Linked DNA regions of Mus musculus: regions 1, 2 and 4 are each linked to region 3. The links are chromatin loops, found by intact Hi-C in ENCODE. Cell type or tissue: gastrocnemius. All regions are shown on one strand.

What was found. A loop is a pair of places that touch in the nucleus more often than their neighbours do. Peaks named below come from ENCODE experiments on the same cell type or tissue, not always from the same donor. Only the 100,000 strongest peaks of a DNase experiment are listed, where the experiment ranks them.
Region 1: it touches region 3 in a loop (9-fold over the local background); 26 of 42 quality-filtered maps call a loop at or near these places.
Region 2: a loop joins it to region 3, with 6 times the contacts of the local background. A loop is called at or near these places in 27 of 42 quality-filtered maps.
Region 4: it touches region 3 in a loop (7-fold over the local background); 21 of 42 quality-filtered maps call a loop at or near these places.

What each region holds. Positions count from the first base shown.
Region 1 is chr13:59,854,323-59,859,322 of GRCm38, reverse strand. No RefSeq gene overlaps it. Among named protein-coding and RNA genes, the nearest start is that of Tut7, 34 kb to the right of the region's middle. In gastrocnemius, a CTCF peak has its summit at 2,854 (motif pointing left); a DNase peak (open chromatin) is centred at 2,832; H3K27ac peaks cover 282 bases.
Region 2 is chr13:59,887,181-59,892,180 of GRCm38, reverse strand. No RefSeq gene overlaps it. Among named protein-coding and RNA genes, the nearest start is that of Gm19866, 26 kb to the left of the region's middle. In gastrocnemius, a CTCF peak has its summit at 2,400 (motif pointing left); DNase peaks (open chromatin) are centred at 1,555 and 2,296; H3K27ac peaks cover 665 bases.
Region 3 is chr13:60,465,495-60,470,494 of GRCm38, reverse strand. No RefSeq gene overlaps it. Among named protein-coding and RNA genes, the nearest start is that of Gm35333, 33 kb to the right of the region's middle. In gastrocnemius, a CTCF peak has its summit at 2,101 (motif pointing right); a DNase peak (open chromatin) is centred at 2,110; H3K27ac peaks cover 1,747 bases.
Region 4 is chr13:59,839,892-59,844,891 of GRCm38, reverse strand. No RefSeq gene overlaps it. Among named protein-coding and RNA genes, the nearest start is that of Tut7, 19 kb to the right of the region's middle. In gastrocnemius, CTCF peaks have their summits at 1,902 (motif pointing left) and 3,898; DNase peaks (open chromatin) are centred at 1,900, 3,928 and 4,268; H3K4me3 peaks cover 593 bases; H3K27ac peaks cover 440 bases.

The sequences.
Region 1 (5,000 bases), 610 kb after region 3:
GTATATGTGTGTGTGTGTGTTGTGTGTATGCATTAGATGGTGTGTTATGCTATGACAATAATGCTGGTTAATATTTTTTCTAACTCTAGAAACACCCCATAAATATAGAAGCAGAATGTTTGCCAATTTTTGAATAACTAAATAAATAGAATATCCTTCATACCAACAGATTTTACAGGTCACAATATTTTTTAAAAAATTAGTAACCTCCATTGAAAAACTTTGTATGAACAAATAAAAGCGGTTCATTCAAGGAAATAGTATTTTTGACAGCTGAGAATCCTGCAAGGTATTTTTGGGTTTTGGCGAAGATCTTGTCTGATATATGCAGAAAAACATTAAAAAGTTAAAAAGATAGATTTCTTTGTCCTGCATCCAAAGTATGTGGTGTCTTCAGCAATAGGGATATGCCACTATCAGGGGCAACCCAGAGCACTGGCAACACTGTGTTGTTCTGGGTCCTCTGAGCCCTGCACTGTCATCTCATAGGGAAGACTCTCAAATCTCAAATTAACTGGAAATCTTTCTCACTGTTAGGCAGCTCTTGTGGTGCTGTCTTAGTCATGTTTCTGTTGCTGAGACAAAATACTATGAGTAAGGCTTCTTGTAAAAAAAAAAGAGAGAGACAGTTTATTTGGGGCTCATGGTCCCTGACCACTATGGTGAGAAGCATGGCAGCAGACAGGCAGGTAGATTCGTGCCAGAGCAGCAGCTGAACACTCACTTCTCATCTACACGCACAAAAACAAGAAAAGCTAATCAGGAATGATATGAACCTTTGAAACGTAAAAGCCCATCCACAGTGAACACCTCCTCCAACAAGGCCACGCCTCCTAATCCTTCCCAAAGAGTTTCAACAACTGGGACCGAGAATTCAAATATATGAGCCTACAGGACCATCCTTATTCAAACCACCACCGTGTAAGGTACAGTTATGTAAGCTGCTGGGGACAAAAAGACGGAAATGGGCCAGCATGGACCTTAAATGCTACAATATGGACATGCAGAGAAACAGGTGCCCACTGCCATGATAGTCATGCATGATAGTGCAGATGTTATGGGGTAACTATCCAGTTTCTGATTAGATTTGAGGCCCATCCACGGGAGGCAATGTCATGCCTAATACTATAATACCAGTCAAAAACTGAGGAAGTCAAAGAGCCTAGGGTGGAGCCAGCTATTGTTATTCTGCCTGATGGTCATGCTGTCAGATTTCCTACTAAATACTTATGTTTATACCCACAGATCTGAGCTGCTCTATTCTTGGTCACAGAATCTTGCTTCTGTTTGCAGTGGGCAGCAGTCAACGCAGAGACACATAACTGGTCGTAGTACTGGATCTAGAGATAGAGAACTCAGCCCTGAGTGGGATCAAACTCCTCCCCGACTGAGGTTCACAAACCGTCACAGAGGCGAAGGCAGAAAGAATGTAAGATCCAGAGGATGAGACGAGTGTCATGGAATATTGTCTTCAGGACACAATAGGGCTATCAAAATCATGAGCTCACAGTAACTGTGGCTTCCTGCATAAGACCTATACAAGATCAAGCCAGAAAAAAAAAATCTCAAGCACAGATGGAGCAGATGGTCTCTGGGCCCCACCTTTTGCTAAGGTCCTACCTTTTCCTGAAGCCCCACCCCTTAATGGATCCCACCCCTTAGTGAGACCCCACCCCTTAGTGAGACCCCACCCCTTAGTGAAGCTGAGCTCTTAGTGAGTTTGGCAACAGAAGTTTCTTGAAGAGGGAAAAAGATCCTTTATGGCTACCGATAGGTTTCCAATGGTCCAGTGTATAGTTCTACATTCATGAATGTATAAACAGCACTAACCAGACTAGTGGGTGATTAAAAAATAATAATAATAATTGAAAAAGAAGCCCACGTGTGGTGGTGCGTGACTTTGATCCCAACCCTCACGCTGACTGGCTCACAGCTGCCTGTAACTACAGCTCCAGGGGACCCAACACCCTCTCCTGGCCTCCTTGGATATTCCATGCATGTGGTGTACATATAAACATACAGCCAAACATTCACACACATTAAATTAAAATAAATATTTTTAAAAGACAGGGAAAATAGAAGAGGTACCACAAGACTGCTAGAAGTGCTTGCAAAGAGGGGCTGGGACGCACTAAAGCGTGGATTTCCAAGAAAGAAGCAATGCAGCCCTGCATAAGCCTGTGACTGGAACCGGAAGTGCATGACAGACTGGAGAGAGAATAAGCAAATGGCCCTGAGATGAGGCAGAGCGAGCGGCGGCGATTTGGTCATAGCCGGGTTGCCAGTGAAGAGTAAGGTGGGAGAGTGAACTGGGATAGCATAAGATAGGTGCTGTCCCAACAAAGTCAGCAAGAGACGCAGCATGGAGTACGCTGGAGACACCCAAGCTGGGAGCTGATGAGTCAGGGAGGAAGAACTCGGCCCAGTTCCCACTCCACCGCCACATCAAAGGCTCAAGGATTAGGAAAGAGAAAAAAAAGTTCAACCCAACCTTGCACAAGTGATCTTGGACCCTGAGAATCTAACCCAATTGTTGGGGTAAGCACCCAGGCCAGATTTTTGTGGACTTGGGATGAAATGCTCAAATGACTTTTTCTAAGGGAGGCGAAACGGAAGGACAATGTTTAGGCTGCGCCCTCAAACACTGTCCAACTATAATAAGGTAATTCTAGAACTCTGTGAATAACTTAACGGAAAATCATGACTTGCAAAAACCCAAATCATAGTCCTAGACTATTTTGTCTCTAGAAGTCTGTGTTCTGGGACGTTTGAGGGGTGAGTCTTCTATCCACTTAGCATCAGGGCCAGAAATCAAGGGTTGGTGAGCTGCTCCCTCTACCGGCCATGCAGAGGAGGACGGCGCGGCACCTCAGTCTCTGCACTCACCTTTTCCCTAAGGACGGAAAGGCGCAGCTTCTGTATGGTTCATGTGGGAATTGCTGCTCATTTCTTTTAGATTTGGGGGAAGTTTGAGGGAAGCTTGTTTTGGTTTGTTTTGTTTTGTTTGATGCAGAGAACGTACATCCTGGAGCATTTAAGAGACTATTCAGGACTATGATTTGGGTTTTTGCAAGTCATGATAGCAATGACCGTGACCGGCATGGCAAGATACTCCCAAACGGTGTGATTGTGGCATTAATATACCAACTGCCGTCTCATAAGACTTAAAGCCTACTCAACAAGAGGGAACCCTTGCCTGGTGCTGTAAGCTGTTTTTCTAGATGGCTGCAGCTGCTTCTTCTTCTTCTTCTTCTTCTTCTTCTTCTTCTTCTTCTTCTTCTTCTTCTTCTTCTTCTTCTTCTTCTTCAGATTTATTTATTTAATGTATGTGATACACTGTAGCTGTACAGATGGTTGTGAGTCTTCATGTGGTTGTTGGGAATTGAATTTTTAGGATCTCTGCTTGCTCCAGTTCAAAGATTTATTTATTATTATACATAAGTACATGTAGCTGACTTAGACGCACCAGAAGAGGGTGTCAGATCTCATTTAGGTGGTTGCTGGGATTTGAACTCAGGAAGAAGCAGTCAGCAAGCGCTCTTACCCACTGAGCCATCTTGCCAGTCATGGATGCAGCTTCAAACTGTGTTCTAAGTACTTACACTCACACTTAAGTCTGCCTCTCATTCCTCATCGAAGATGCTTCTTTTTGCACCAGATGGAGACTACAGCAGAGATGCCCAGCTGGTTAAAGGCTGAGACGGAGCGAACTCTGGGTGACCAACCCCATTCGGTCCATCTACAGCACAACCCTAAACCGGAAGCTTAAAGAATAGCAAGCAAGAGAAGAGGGAGAGACTGCAAGAGCCCAAGGTCCAGGAAGCCTGCTGTGAGGTCCTTTCTTCCAGACAGGGCAGGAATGCTGTGTCCACGAAATGACAACAGTATGGTCATCCTAACAAGACCTCAACACTGACCATGAGCATAGGTGGGGGGATTTCACAGGGCCCCGCCCCTAGGTGAAAAGCTGAAGATGATCAATGGCTGCAGGAGGAGGAACAAGCCTCCTAATAGGTTGGTTACCCAGGCCTGAGTGGTAAGCTCTAAACACATGTTGTATAAGCAACACTACCTGGACTCAAGATGACAGGGGGCGGGAGAATGGGTAGAGATGATACTCATCTCTAGATTAATAACCAGCCTTATTTGGATAGTCCACGAGGTTTCGCTGCCAATTATTGCCCACTATTTTTAAAGAACCCTGTGCGTATTTTGAGAACTATCATGTAGCCTAGGTTACCTTAAGCTTGTAATTCTCCAGCCTCTCCTTGCAAATGAAAAGAGTTACGTGCATGCGCCCACATGCCTAGCTTAAAAGAAGAAAAATGGGGGTTAGGAGCGCAGCTCATCTAAGAGACTACTCGCCAAGCATGCATGAAGCCCTGGATTTGATCCCTAAAATCAAGTAGACTGAAAGTTGTAGTGTATGCCTATAATCCCCACCCTGGAGAGGTGGAGGCAGGAGGATCATAAGGTCAGGGCCATCCTTGGCTACATAGCAAAGTTGAGGTCATCCTGAGCTACATGAGACCCTGTCTCAAAAACTAAAAAGGAGGCAAATTATTAAATTTATTTTACACCATTTGGGGATGTATTATGTCATTATGTCAAACCATGCATTTCTTGCTTAAGATAAATTTTTATTTATTTTAGTTGAAGGGAAAATATATATGGAAAGTCGAGTGGGAGTGAAATATTTAAATATATAACTCCCTCAGGCAGTAACAGGTATAACATCTCTAGGTTGGAAACACAAAGGAGCTTAATGACTTTAAATGAATGACCTTCGTTAAAAATGAAGATCACGGCTGGTATGAGACCTAGGGCCCCAGTTAGTTGAGAAAGAGTTTGTGGAATTTGAATTTTTAGAATTTAAGTTATTTATTATTTGGAGACAAGGTCTCACATAGCCCAGGCTAGCTTCCATGTAGGTGAGACTGGTCATGAACTGTTTGATCCTCTAGAGTACTGGGACTACAGAGTGGGCCATACACCTGGGC
Region 2 (5,000 bases), 580 kb after region 3:
AGGAGCGGGCTCTGCTGAGGGAGCAAAGGGGATCACTCTGTTTTCACAGTTGTATTGTAAAAACAACCGCTAATACCCAGAAGACCCAAGAGCAGCCCTCCATGGCTTATCTGAGAAGCCACTCCCCGTCTCACACCCTGTCTAGACCGAACTGGGCATTATCAACCACCTCTATAGATGAAGCAGGAACCTATTCTGACAGACCCGGGCCTAACGAGCCTGCTGCTGTGGAAAATTCAGAAGGAAATAGATTGCTTTCCACCTCAGATAACTGAAAAGGGGACCTCTCAGGCCTGACACCCTCCATTCTGCCTGAGACACGTCATCTCTCACTCTTGACTAACAAAGTCCCTGAGTCTGACTGAAAGGAAGGAAATGAGAGACAGGCTCCTTAAGTATCTCCATCAGAAGCCAAGGTCTGCGCGGAAATCCCAGTGGGGCCTAGTAGACTCCTACTGTGGGCACTGCCACCTCGTGCCTCCTATTTAAGATGCCCAGCGCGTGGAGGACAATGCTTACTACTTCCCCTCGATAGGCTCCACCAGGCCTATACATCTATAGGTACCTATGTAGTCATCGGTACCATAAGGGCTGTTCCAGCCAACAGAACATATCGTTCTGGGAAAGGACACAGTCCCGTGGGAGCTGTCACTACTACCCAGAAACCTCTTGCTCTGCTCTGAACATACTGTTGTGGAAACCACAACCATGCTGCAACAGCTCAGGGAGACCGGGAGCAAAGGCATTTCTGTCCCATTCATTCATTGAACACTTAGGTATCTACCACACCCCATTATCACTGTTCAGTGCTCCTATCAACTCATTTAAGCACTGTACACCCAATACTAAAGAAGATCAGTAAAAGAAAGGGCAAAGCTACGCCAGTGCCAGTTGCAAGTTACATGCCACGCAAGCATTCCCAGGGAAGTAAATGGAGACTGAAGCTCAGCACAGGGGCAGACAACCCTCTTGCTTTGTCACTGCCTCAGTCTCCCCATCTGTAAAATGGGAATGGCCGTGACCTCTGTGGGTCATGCCCTGTAAGGAGCAAACCAAAGAGACTAGAAAAGTCTTCAAGGAGTGTCATATTGACATCAAGACCAAGTGTTAGAATCTCCTTCCCTCTGTGTGTGAGGAGGGTGCCCGCTGTTTATCAGCTATGGAGTATTCAACAGTCAGAGAATAAACACAGTTCATGGTTCCTGGCGAGGAAGAGCAGTAAACATTTTTACTCCATGAAGGCCTCGATAGTCAGGATATGATAGTGTACGTCAGTTATCTCAGTACTTAGAAGGGTGAGGCAGGAGGATTATCATCTTGAAGCCAACCTAGGCTACATAGCAACGCCTCAAAAACATCTCGTTTAAAATTAGAGATATGGGTAACTACGCTTTTACCCAGGGATCCAGATAAAACCTCAGATGGAACCTTCATCAACCGCATTCTCGTGTTTCCCATGAGACTACAAAAGAAGCTGGCAACTGGGCTGGTGGAGAAGCAGCCTTCCCTCCTCACGGGTACCACATGGGGACCTGAGGTGAAGCTGGCATGCCAGCTGATGCTTACTGCCATTCTGCTGCCAAGTGCCTGACCCAACCCTTTCAGGGGAGAGATGTGGATTCAGACCTTGTAGCTAAGTGTGTACGTGTGTGCGTGTGTGTGTGTGTGTGTGTGGGGGGGGGGGGTCCCTGAATAATTTACACAGGATAATCCAACTTGGCTAAGCCTGGAGAGAGGGAACATGGATCCTTATTTAGAAATGTCTTTCTCCCCTCAGAATTTAGAAAATATCAATAGAGTCTGAAAAGATGGCTATGAAGTCACCAGCATGCCTCCGCTTGTCCCGAGGATGCAGAGATGTCACACCTACATTTTAAGAGGTACTGATATAACCATTCAGGTGCACTCTGTGACACCCAGGGGAGTTGTCCTTCTAGGTACAAAAAGATAAGTGGCCTTAAGTTAGTGTGTGGGACTCTGTGACTCCTTGCTCTCTCAGTACAGTCCTTATGAATCTTTTAAACAGCTCTTCCTCTAGTAGCACATTGTGTGTCCAACCATAAATGCCAAAGGCTGCTTCTTATCTACCCCTGATACAACTACAGGACGGTAGCAGAGAAGGAGAACCCATTCTGTGGTCTCAGGCAGAGGTCCCACTGTGGAGGACAGGCAGAACCTCATGGCAGGAAGTCCTTCCACAAGGCTATTGGTCATTTCCATTTATCTCCTGAGGGGTTAAGGAAGCTGATTGAGAGAGACGTTCCCATAGCAACCGTGCCGGCCTTCCACTGTGAACATACTGGTTCCATTCCTGATGCAGATTACATCAAACTTTGCCACTTCATGGCTTCATTTTAGCTGAGGCAGATGGTTGTTTGAGAATGTGATCACCGCCACCTTGTGGCACAGAGGAAAACAAAAGACAAAAAGAAAAAAAAATCCCCCCTCTGTAAAGGGCGAATTGTGCTCAGTTTAGGGTCAGTCTTACAAACTTTGACCACTTTTTCTTCTCTGTGGAAGAGCCTTCGTGCTGATCTGTGAACTGGGGCTGTAACACACACAGCAAAAACTCTCCTCCCGGTATCTCAAAATCTCACTGGTAATGCCAGGATTGAGCCGTAATCCCAAATAATTGTATTAACAAGAAAGTCACTTCCCATAATCTCTCCAAAAAATAATGTTATCCACATACGTTTTGTAAAGAGGTCTGAGTATTCTGGTTTAGCCATGTTTGGATTCTGTTCTTAGCCTAGAACAAGTTAGCCTGACCTAAGAGTATTTAAAATCTCCTGCCCTCCTATGCCACATGGCTTGCTTTCAGGGCTTTGCATACCCTGTCTCCTGTATCCACTGTATTTTCTGCTGCAAAGACATCCCTGTGCTTCTTTAAATGGGTCTAAGAAAAATGATTTTCAGTAACTGTAATTGTTTTTTCTCATGGTGAGCTATCTCACTGTGGGAAATTTAACTCTGATAAATACATACCTTCAAACATAAAGAATTAGTTATAATTGTGCTCTGTGTGTGTGTGTATTTGTATATATTGGTGTGTGTGTGTGTGTATATTTGTATATGTATGTGTCTGTGTGTATGTGTCTGTGTATGTGTGTATATGTGTGTGTATGTGGCTGTATATGCGTGTCTGTGTATGTATGTGTGTATGTGTGTGTATATGTGTGTGTATAGGTGTGTGTGTATGTGTATATGTGTGTGTATATGTGTGTATAAGTGTGTGTGCATGTGTGTGTGTGTATGTATGTGTGTGTGTGTGTCTATGTGTGCTCACATTATATGGCTCTACAGTGTCTTGTCTCTGTGGTTACTAACACCCTATGATATGAATAGCAATCATAAACCACAAAAAAAAAAAAAAACATACCCAGGAGCTGAACTCTTCCTAACTCTAACATTAACTCTAGCCATGGGTGTGATACTTATTTGGCCTCAGAGGCTCTGGAGTTAAAAGTTCAAGACAGGAGGAGAGGAGGACATGAGCCTTTGACAGAAATGCTGGGAATCTGAAATAAAAATACATGAATATTTGAGAAAGAAACAAAATGTGCACCCAGGACCAACTCTAAGGTGAAGGCACCTTTTCCCCAGAGGCAGCAGAGAGCTCTGGTGTGAGTCTAGTCTTCACTTTTCAGAATATCCTCAAAGTTAGATGGGGACAGACAGACAGACAGATAGACAGACACACACACACACACACACACACACAGAGAGAGAGAGAGAGAGAGAGAGAGAGAGAGAGAGAGAGAGAGAGAGAAAGAGATCCCCAGGAAATAGAAGTAACTCAAAGCACATAATGTCAAGGACAGTCACAGATTGAATAATAGCATGTGTCCTTGTTACTAGAAACCCTTGCTGTCCCCAAGGTTTCAAGAAGAGACTAAGAGAACACAGATGTGATGGGGGAGGGGAAGCTCTGTTCAGCCACAAATGTTTATCTGGAATGCTGTGGTTGCTGTTGTCAATAACTGTCAACTCCTCCAGGCTACAAGGGAAGGTGGCTTGTACTTCCTGCCTGCTGGGTCATTGGGTGAGACCCAGTGACCAGTTCTGGTGAATGGGAGGAGACAGAAGTGACTTTTGCCACTTCTGGGACAGATTTGATTAGTGACAAGGGTTAGAGTTCTCTCTACTCCATGTACCACCATGGCCTGCAAGTCGAGACAGTAGCCAGTCAGGGCTCTCAAAGAAAGTGCTCTGAATACAGCTCAATGAGAGCAGATCTTGGCCTATCTGTGTGGGGTGTGGACTAGAAGTGAGGAACCAACAAACCCACTGTAGTTTAGGCCAGAAACATCTGGGTGATACGCGTTATTGAGGCATGGCAGAGCCCATCCCAACAAAAGCGCATCACCTTGAAGGGAAAGTTTGGTTGCCTTTTTGAAGTTTGCAGAGGTAATAGTGGTCTGGTGCTTCAAGAAGGTGCTGGAGTGGGTTGTTTTTGGTTTTGTTTTGTTTTGTTTTGTTTTGTTGTCTCTGAGAAGCTCTCCACCATCTTCTGGAAGATCAATGCTGCCTGTAGCAACTCTTACTTTATTTTAGGAAAAACACCAAAATACACCCTGCCTTGTATGAAAATAAATCAAGAAGGCTCTCAGCAGTTCTCAGTGGGGAGGAGGGAACTTCTAATTAAATCCATCTCTTGGGGACAAAGTAGAGCCTTGGTCTGGAAATGAAGATTGCTCCACAGAGCTGAATCAGAGCGGTGATTCACGGGCCTCCTGCTTTTCTGAGGGAGGGAAACCTACTCCTTCCTTTCCCGTGTCAATCAGTTATTCCTTGGTGGGGGGTGGGGGTGGGGAGGAGCTGACTATGGCTTCCCAAGGGCAGCCGAAAGGACCCTTCAGGAGAGCTGCACTGTTGGGCTTAGGATTGGACCCTAAGTTCACATTCTCTGCTTCCCTTCTGTTCTGATCCCTGGACCTTAATAAGAGGCCATCAAAATCTGTACCCTAGCTCCACGCTGGGACAGGGGAGCAAAGAGAAGC
Region 3 (5,000 bases):
ACAAAGTGGCAGGTACAGAATTAACCAACACAAACCACTAGCCTTTCTATTATACACCAATGACAAGTGAATTCGGGGAAAATGAAAGAAATAGTTCCTTTCTTAACAGTCACAGATAGCACACCAACTGGGAAGAAATCTAAGTGTCTTAGGGTTTTACTGCTGTGAACAGACACCATGACCAAGGCAACTCTTATAAGAACAACATTTAATTGGGGCAGGCTTACAGGTTCAGAGGTTCAGTCTATTATCATCAAGGTGTGAGCATGGCAGCATCCAGGCAGGCATGGTGCAGGAGGAGCTGAGAGTTCTACACCTTCATCTGAAGGCTGCTAGGAGAAGACTGATTCCCATGAGGTTAGGAGGAGGATCTCAAAGCCCATCCCCCACAATGATACACTTCCTCCAACAAGTCCACACCTCCCAGTGGTGTCACTTCCTGGGCCAAGCACATTCAAACCACCACACCAAGGAAACAAAAGATGCCTGCAATGAAAACTTTAAAGTGCTCGATGAACACCTGGAGAGACGGCTCAGTGGTTGTTAAGAGCAGTTGTTGGTCTTGCAGAAGATCTGAATTCAGTCCCCAACATCTCACATGACACAACCATCTGTAACTACAATTCCAGGAGATCCAATGGCTTCTTCTGATCTCTGTAAGAATCAGTCACTCACACGGTACAGATACATACATGTAAGCAAACATTCACACCCACAAAATAATGATGAAAATCACAGCTGTTATGAGGGTAACCAACTGAGTTTTAAAGTTGGATACAAGGCCCACTTTGTAGGTGGGAGCTCGTGTCCAACAGTGTGGGCCTGGTCAAAGACCCATGGCTAGGGGAGCCATTGGCTCTAGGGATGAGCCTTCTAGGTTTATTTTGCTAAGCTTATTTGTTAAGCTGCATCTTAATAGTTATGCTTGCTCTGTAGTCTAGCAATATCCTCAAGTTTGTTCAAAGAAGTTTATCTTTGCAGGGAGCATTTGCTAATACAAACTCGCGGTTGGTGACAAGGTTGAGAACCAATCACTATACATGCTCAGCATTACACAAACCCCCCTTATTGTCTCCTCCACAGCTTGGAGAACATTGTGGAGGAAGCAGGAGAAAGAACTTAAGATCTGAGGGACATAAGGTGCTGTCATGAGGGCATGACATGGCTGCCACGCTCATGAACTCACAATGGCTAGAGCTGTCTGCACAAGTCTGAGCCCCCAAAACATTCAGCCATAGATGGGAAAGAGTTTCATAGGATCCCCTCCGCCCAGGGGGTGAATGGTGGTGGATGACTGCGGTGGGGGGCGGGGGGGGGGAAATAATTTTCTTCAGTGATGTAGCCACTTCTGCGTTATCCACAATTCAATGGACTCTCCACACTCTAGCCCAAGCTAATGGCGGTCACTAGAGCTGGTGGATCACAAAACAGAAACAAGAGGGATGGGGCTTGGTGGAATAGGAGGAGGGTAAGAAAGAGTGAAGGAATGAGTGTGAACAGAATGCATTATACACACGTATCAAATTGTCAAAGAATAGATTAGTAAAAATAAATTAGATCTCAGAGTCTCTCTCTCTCTCTCCCTCTCTCTCTCTCTCTCTCACACACACACACACACTTCTAGGAGGTGAATACACTTCAGTTTAAATGATAGAAACCTGGCTTTGACTTTTCTTCCTATAACTTTGGCTCCCAACCTTCTTGATGCTGCGACACTTTAATGACTTTAACGGAGCCCCTCATGTTGTGGTGACCCACAACCATACAATTATTTTAGTTGCTATTTCATAACTGTAATTTTTCTACTGTTATTAATTGTGATGCAAGTATTTTTGGAGATAAGAGGTTTGCCAAAGTGGTTGAGAACCGCTGCTTTAACTCAATATTGACTCTTCCCTGTTAAGAGAGACATCATGATGTTTATCGAAGACTCTAATGGAGTTTGGGTTGGGGGAGAGAATCTCGGTGATAATAAATTTTCATACAAATCAATTACTTTAATGCTATGAAATATTTAGTAACTCACGTCTGTCTGCCTAAAGCGGGGACAGTTAAATTATGACGAATGTGACATGTAATTCCTTGGGGACACCACTGGGTGGAGCCATTTCCACAGCAAAGATACAACAAAGATAAAATGGAAAATCGTGTTCAAGGCACAAAAGTAGCTTACTAATAAATTCTCTATGCTTCCGGTCATCTGGCCCACAAGTCTCCAAGCCGGCAATGAATGAATGAATCAATGAATGAATGAATCAATGAATGAATGAATCAATGAGTGAGTGAGTGGCTGAAAGAGGAAGCAATACAATGTAGCCAAAAGTTTAGCCAGTGGATCCTGTCTGTGGCTTTGGCTGTTTTTTGTTTTGTTTTTTGGTTTTGTTTTGTTTTGTTTTTTACACAGGGGCTGTAACAGCAGTCTAGTGGGCTGGCTGCATGGAGGGACGCAGCCCTCTGGGCCAGCTGATGTGATGAGGGAGCCAAGCTACTCCTCAGCAGGAAAAGGTCTTACACTTACATCTCAGAGCATGTCTTGGGCTGCCTAATGGAGCTGCTTCTCTTTTGTTCTTCCTTTTGCAGCTGTTTTCAAGCCTTGCATTTTAGGTGCGTGGGTGTTTGGTCTGACACATGTCTGTGCAGCATGTGCAGTGCCCGTGGAAGCTTGCAGAAGATGTTGAATTTCCTAGAACTGGAGTTATAGACACTTCGGAGCCACCTTAACAGTGCTGGGAGTCGAACTCCGGTCCTCTGGAGGAGCAGCCAGTCCTCTTACCCTCCAGGTACCTCTCGTAGGTTTTTTTTTTTTTTTTTTTTTTTTGACATATCAAATTTGACAAGTCAAATTTGTCTCCTGATTGAAAAGTTTTCACAGAGACATCATGGAGTTGGCTGGCTTACCCCAGAGTTTTCCACATTAAAATCATTTAACACAGAAACTATCAAAGATGACCAAATGAAAGGTGTCATTTATAATCCCAAGAGAGGGGTTCCCTTTGCTTAGAAGGCATTCTTTTTGGCTCTGAGAAAGGGCAGCTGAGGTCAGCTCAGGCTGCTGTACAGCCTGCTCCAGAGGCCCACACAGCCCACAGACAGAGGCCCACCCGGCCCACGGACAGAAACCCACTACCTCTGCTCATCAACTGCCACAGTGCTCTCTTTCTGATTATTTTCTTGGCTAAAAAACAGCACCAAAAGAGAGGTAATTAAAAAAAATTGACTTCTGGCAATGGTTTCCTATGCCAAGGGAAGCGAGAGAGCCCAATTTTATTGCCCCATGAGTCAGTTTTGTCTGTTACTGTAAAAAGATTGTTATGAAACTCATCAAATATTACTTCAGAGGAGAGCCAGTGTTTGTGATCTGTTCAGAAAACAAATTAATCAAGACACTTCCGGACGGGTCCTGGCTTCACTGGCTGAAGTGGTATTTACGTAGCCACCTTCCAGAACCTTCTCCCACACTTCCTTGGAAGGAAAGTTCAGGAAAACAGACTGTCTGGGACTAGAGTCAGTGCTGAATGACATGAAGAAAGCAGCCTGCCTTTCTCCAAGTTCAGCTTAGCTCAAGAGGGGACTGAGCAGCCAGATGAAGGTGCAGGCTGGGCACAGAGAACCCTGGTAGTCTGCAGGCCACACATAGATGACAGGGTCCCCAGAAGGCAAAGGCTTAGTACACAGCCCTAAGAATCAATGAAGAACCACATTTGCCAGCAAGTCCCAGAGGCCTGAGGCCTAGGAGGGGAGATAAAACCACCCTGAGCAGGATCTCTATACACCAGACAAACCGGGCCACTGTGGGTGGGGCTGTGCAGGTCATGACCCTCACTAGGTCAGGGTGAAAGTATATGCCTGACTTCAAGGACAACAAATAAAGAGAACTTTTCTATCCTTAAGTCTATATGTATCTGTGCTAGGGAGACAGCCCAGCTTGTGAAGTGTTTTCCTTGCAAGGACCTGAGTTTGAATCCTAGAACCTACACACACACACACACACACACACACAAAAGGTATGAGTTTGTGTGGACTTAGGAGGTGAGGCAGGTAGATCCCTGGGGCTCACTGGCCAGAAAGACTAGCATATATTGTAAGCTTCAGGCCAGTGAGAGAACTGATTCAAAATACACACAAACAGCAAAGTGGTTGAATCCCGAAAAATGGTACTAGAGGTTGGATTCCACGTGCACACACCCTAGCATGTGTATCTGAACACACGTGGGCCCACATAAACAGGTAGCCACACACACAACTGGAAAAAACAAAAACAAACCACCAACAAAAAACCCAAACCCAAACACCAAGAAACAAATCAAGCACATGAACCTGGTGCTTGGTAAAGGGCGTGTTCCTGAAAGCACACGTCTTAGAAGTGCACTGTGACTTAGGAAAGGAGAGGGAACTGACCCCAACCCTGTTCTATGCCGAGGACAAAAAAATTCTGCCCATAGTTGGCCTGTGCCCTCCGGCTGCTCATTCCTGTGCCGGCTGCTCCTGAGCGTCTGGTAGCCTCTCCATTGGCCTTGTCTTCAACAACCGTCTACCATCAAGTGAGCTAGTTCCTAGAAACAACTCTGTGTGTTTGTGTTCTACTGGTTGTTTCTCTGAAGGGCACGTAGCACCAACACCATGAGTCTTGGGAGCATTCTTTAAGATGATTCTTTTTAGAATTTATTCATCTCATTTCATGTGTGAGTGCTTCGCCAGCATGGATGTCAGTCTTCTGTGACCTTGGCGAAGCTAGCCACCTTTCCTAGCCATCAGTTTCATGATGGCAATAGCTCTAAAATTTTTTTTTTTAAGTAATTTCATCATAATTATTAAGGCAAAAACAATGGACTTACTGTTAAGTAATAATGAGCCTTTAATCACGGCCCAGGTGGGAGAGATACTATAATAAGCTTTTTAAATATTTAATAAAGAGCTTGAAAAAGTTCTTTCATTTTGTTCTCTCTGCAGTTAAGTTGCATAAACTGAATTCTTGGAACTGACCACACTTATACAATTAT
Region 4 (5,000 bases), 630 kb after region 3:
GTATGCAATAGACCCCCGAAAGTTTCACGGCTTCCTCTCCCCTCAGTGTACTGTAACCCTTGTAAAAGGCCATAGGTCCTTTGGGGAAGAACTGGAGAAAGGCTAACAACAAAACCATTAGGTGTCTTACCAAGGTTCTTCCTCAAGGGAACCTGGCCACCCCTTCATTCAAGGGGTTGTGGGTCTGCAAACTGGCTCAAATATGGAAATTGACTCACTGGCTGAGATTGCTTTGTGTGGCGATCCAAGGTAGCCTTTTTCTTTCTTTCTTTTTTTTTTTTTTTCTTTTCCTCTTTTGAGAATGTTTCTGCTTATACGGATCAAACAGAAATGCAGTAGGCTTCCTATCTATTTCATGCCTGGAAACACCATGAGTAATTAGCCATCTGTACCAAAGGTCTGTACAAGGCATGCCATTATAAAATCCACTTTGTCTACGCTGCCCATTATAATAACTACGATCACCTTGTCTCTGGCAATTCAATGCTGCCACCTGGCCCTTGCTACCTCGGGGCCCAATTAAACCTGCTGCATTTAATTCATCCAACTGAGCAGCAGCGGCTCCAATGCTAAGGTCTGGCATAAAATAAGGGGCAAGAACAAAACTCTTCAAATGTGCTGGTGCCCCTCTCACCAGTTAGCGTCTTACAGGATTTGTGAAGGGCATATCATCTTCTGGGCCTTCCAATGTGGAAGATTAGGTTTTATACAACGTATCCACTCTAGCACTGCAACTTCCATGAGCCTTAAAACCCCTTCCTCAACACTAGGCCAAGGGATGCCAGGCATCTCCATCTCCTTTTCGGTAACCTCTCTTTTGATAAACGTTTCAGCCAACCACTCAAACTTTTGAGACCTTTCTTAACTGTGCAAGCTTCCATACTAAACCTAGGGCCCATGTCAATAAACTCAGCCTGATCTAGTTTTATGTTCCTTCCACCACTATCCCACACCCTTAAAATCTATTCCCACACATATTCCCCAGACTTCTGCTTAAATGGATTAGCAAACTCATTAAGCTCTTTAGGAGTGTAACACATTTCCTCATGGACTACACTTTCTACCTCCCCTCTAGGGGCCTGCCTTACCTTGAGTCTATAGTCTATAGTCTAGTCTATAGGTCTAGAGGCAATGATTGGTGAGCCTTGAGGAACATCAATATTGTCTTGCCTGGCATTCTCTTCAGAGAAAGTCACTGCTGGTTTATCTAATAATAAAGGATTAATTTCCTCAGGTGAAAAGGGCAATATTTCAAGGGGTGGGACTGAAAGTATTGCATCCTCAGGTGAGGTAGACCCTTGAGGATCTGAGAGTTCAAAGTTCTCAGCTTCAATAGGGTCCTTCCACACATTCCCATTCCAAGTTATAGGATCCCAGTCTTTGCCAATTAATGACCTTACTTTAACTGCTGCTGACACCCTCTGAGGCTCAGACTTGATTTTTGTAGTAATTCAGCCATCTTTTTGAGGGCTTCTGTTTGATCTTCCACAACTTGAGCTCTAGGGCTACTGGCAAGGAGATTCTCTTCAAGAGCACACTTAGAAACCTTTAGATGCCTATTCCAGATCCGTACCTTCCTTCCTTCTTCCATTGTCCTTATGTAGGTCTCCAGCAGAAGGTATGGCCTGGATTGTGTGCCTCAAGATCTGAAGTAAAGGCTGTGTCATCCCACCTCAAGCGCTGGATGAAAAACCCCTGTCCTCAGCCTCAAGATGCAGATTAAAGGCATGTTGTCTTTCTGCTTCAAGATCCGGATCACAGGTGTGCCCTCCATTTCCGTATTGTAGTTCATTCCTGATATAGTCAAATTGACCACGGTCCTGTTCCTTCTTAAACCGCAGGAACCCAACCCTGGATACTAAGTAACATGGTTTGCCAATTGGCATGATTTGCTGCCACCTCGTGGTTGCTATAAGTACTGCTACTATGAACACATGCAAATGCTCCTTTGGGGATTCTGCCTCCTGCATTTTGGGGATTTAGATCAAAAACGGAGTTATTAGGCCATATGATTGTTCCATATTTAACTTTTTGAGGAATTATTAATTAGTTCTCTGAACAAAGAAGTTTGAGGGCAGGTCCTGGGCATGGATAGTTTGTTTCCTGTTCTCACATGCTCTCACATAGTAACAAACTGGGATCTGGTCGTGGTAGCTTTCCACCCCATCCCCACCTGGCTCACTGTGTCAGGTCGCATGGGCTGCTAGCTCATCTGACACATCAGGCACATGTCCTCTGCCTCAAACCTTCCCCAGACACACCCTGGGCCCACAGTGGACTTCCTTGGATATAGCCGATGTCACTGTAACCGGAGGAAATGAAGACATTCCAAAGAACACTTGTCTCTCGGTCTGTCAGACTACTGAAACAATGGAGCCCAAAGCAGTGGGAATTTCTCTGGAGCCCCACGCAGGGAAAGAGACACACCTCACTTGACTCCCAGAAGAGAATTCACACAGTTCTAACATCTTGTCAAACTACCTCAGGAGACTGAAGCCCGGGCTCCGAGTCAGTGGTGGGCGGGACCTCACTTTGATTGACACTGCTTAAGTGCACACATCCTCTGCCCTTTATTTAAACTTTGATCTCACTTCTGCACCCTGAGGACGGGCTTGAGGAATCTGCTGGACCTTTGTCCCTCTTTCCAATATGGCCACACTTAATGACAACCCTTATTCTGCTTTTGGTTATTAACTCTAACAATGTGACTCTTTTTAACTGACTTACTGGAACTGGGTGGCTAAATGTGGTTTGGGGCACAGGTTGTTACCCCTCCCCCTGGGGGAAGCCACATGTGCCGTTGCAGAGTGGCGCTGGCTACCACTGGCCACTGCCCATGATTATGGGTAAACAACCAATGTGCGCATGTGCATAAGAGGTTTTTGCCGAGTCACTGCCTGGCCCGACACATATTAATGAGGTACTGGTAGCATAACCAATCAGGTATGGACACGTCACTCCTAGGCCTATATAAGCAGCACCATTTCTGGGCTCAGGGTCTTTCGCTTATGCAATCAATGCTCTCCCAATAAACGTGTGCAGAAGGATCCTATTGTGGCGTCGTTCTTGCTGGCGAGACGGGCGCTCACATCCCCCTCCGAGCTCAATAACACCCTGACCACCCTAACTAAGGTAAGTCTGAGAAAGCGTGGGCCATCCAGGGAACCACGCCCTAGGAAGGTAAGAACATCCCACCCCCATCCACGCTGGGGTTCAAGGTAGTCTGACTCCAGTCACATATTAATTATCCAGCCTTACTTCCCTATCTGTGTGACCCCTGACACATGGTATGATTTATACCTCAGAGCACACAGGTCACACACTAACTAAGTTTCCATTTCCTCGGGATGCAAGACTTCCATTCTCCCTTCCTCCCCAGAAGGGACCTTAAAGAGAGGACACCTTGCTTTGTCTCTTGGGGTTGACACTCTTCCTCAGCACCAGCCCTCTGTGGTCAGTTATCAGAGACCTTCTACCTGAAAAGGACAACCTGTCTCTCCTTCAAAACCCCAGCAGAAACCACAACACAGTCCTACCTTCCTGTTTAGTTTTCTTTCACAGATAGCACAAGAATACGGAGACAGTCTACAGTCCCTGTCACCTTAATGCCAGTTATACATTGAATAGTGGCACAGTCAGTATGTGTTTCCTCCAGGTGCTCATCGTGGCGGACAGCTCAGCATGTTTCTTTTGTCATTTTTGTTTTATGTTATGGGTCTTAACAACATTCCTCCTGAATTTCAAAATCCTCTAAAGATCTGAATTCCTTGGAGCTACAAATTTGCACATTAATTGGCCTCTGAGACTTCTGTGATCTTAAATGAATCAGTTAAATGTCACCGGAAAAGGGGGCCAGAATGCAATGCATTCGATTCAACAGCAGAGGGGGCAGGAGTGCATGCATGCTGCTCAACAGCAGAGGAAGCAGGGATGCAATGCATACAGCTTAACAGCAGAGGGGGCAAGAATGCATGCATGCAGTTCAACCACAGAACTTACACCTAGCAAGTACCATGCTCTTAGCCCAATCCCCAGCACCACAAACAGAAGAGAAAAATAAAATAAACCCAGGAGTTGCTTTAAAAACAGCAATGAGTTTAATTGTGCCAACCACAAGTTGCCATCATGAGTTGGGCATCGTTGTCCAGTGTTAGTTAAGTGTTGTAACCTAATTAAACACGTACACAGACGCCTCGCCAGTTAAGAACACAGGATCCAACCTCAATTCCCAGCATTTACATCAGCTGGCCACAACTGCCTGCAACTGTAGTGACCGGGGATCTGGCGCCCTCTTCTGTCCTCCAACGGCAACTACACTCACTTGCCCACACCTCCACCCAGACGCCTATGCACAATTAAAAATAAATAAATCTTTTTAAACACATAGACAACACATAGACTAAAAGAGAGAGGGAAAGAATTTTTTCCAAGAGTATTTGTACCAGCCAAGATGAAAGCGGGTGGACAGGAAGAAGATCCCAATCCCTCGCGGTTTCAAACAGCCACAGGTGGTTATGAATATCATATAGGGATAGAATAATTGGAATAATTTGATCTAGGTGGGCAGCTTGTATCATTTTCAATTGGCTCTGAAATTATTGTGTGGGAATCTTGTGAATTGAGAATGTATTGGTTATATAAATCTGACTTGTTAATTATTCAAAAAAAATAAAGAATATGTGTACCAAAATAAGCATGTGACATGTTACAGTGTCATGTCATGGTAGACTGTCATGTCATGCATCCACTGTAATTTTGTTTTTGTTTTTCTGGGTTTGTTTGTTTTTAACTTTTTGTTGATTCTTTGTGAATTTCTCACCGTGTCCCCCAACCCCCCTCATCTCCCCAACCCTCCATATCTGCCCTCTGCCCTTGCAGCCTACCCCACAAAAGAAAACAAAAATAAAAAATAAAGTAAATCTCCCCCATGGAGTCTGGTTTCTTGCAGTGTGTCACTAACGTAACGCCCAGTTTTACTTGCAAATGTTCATTGCAGTGAG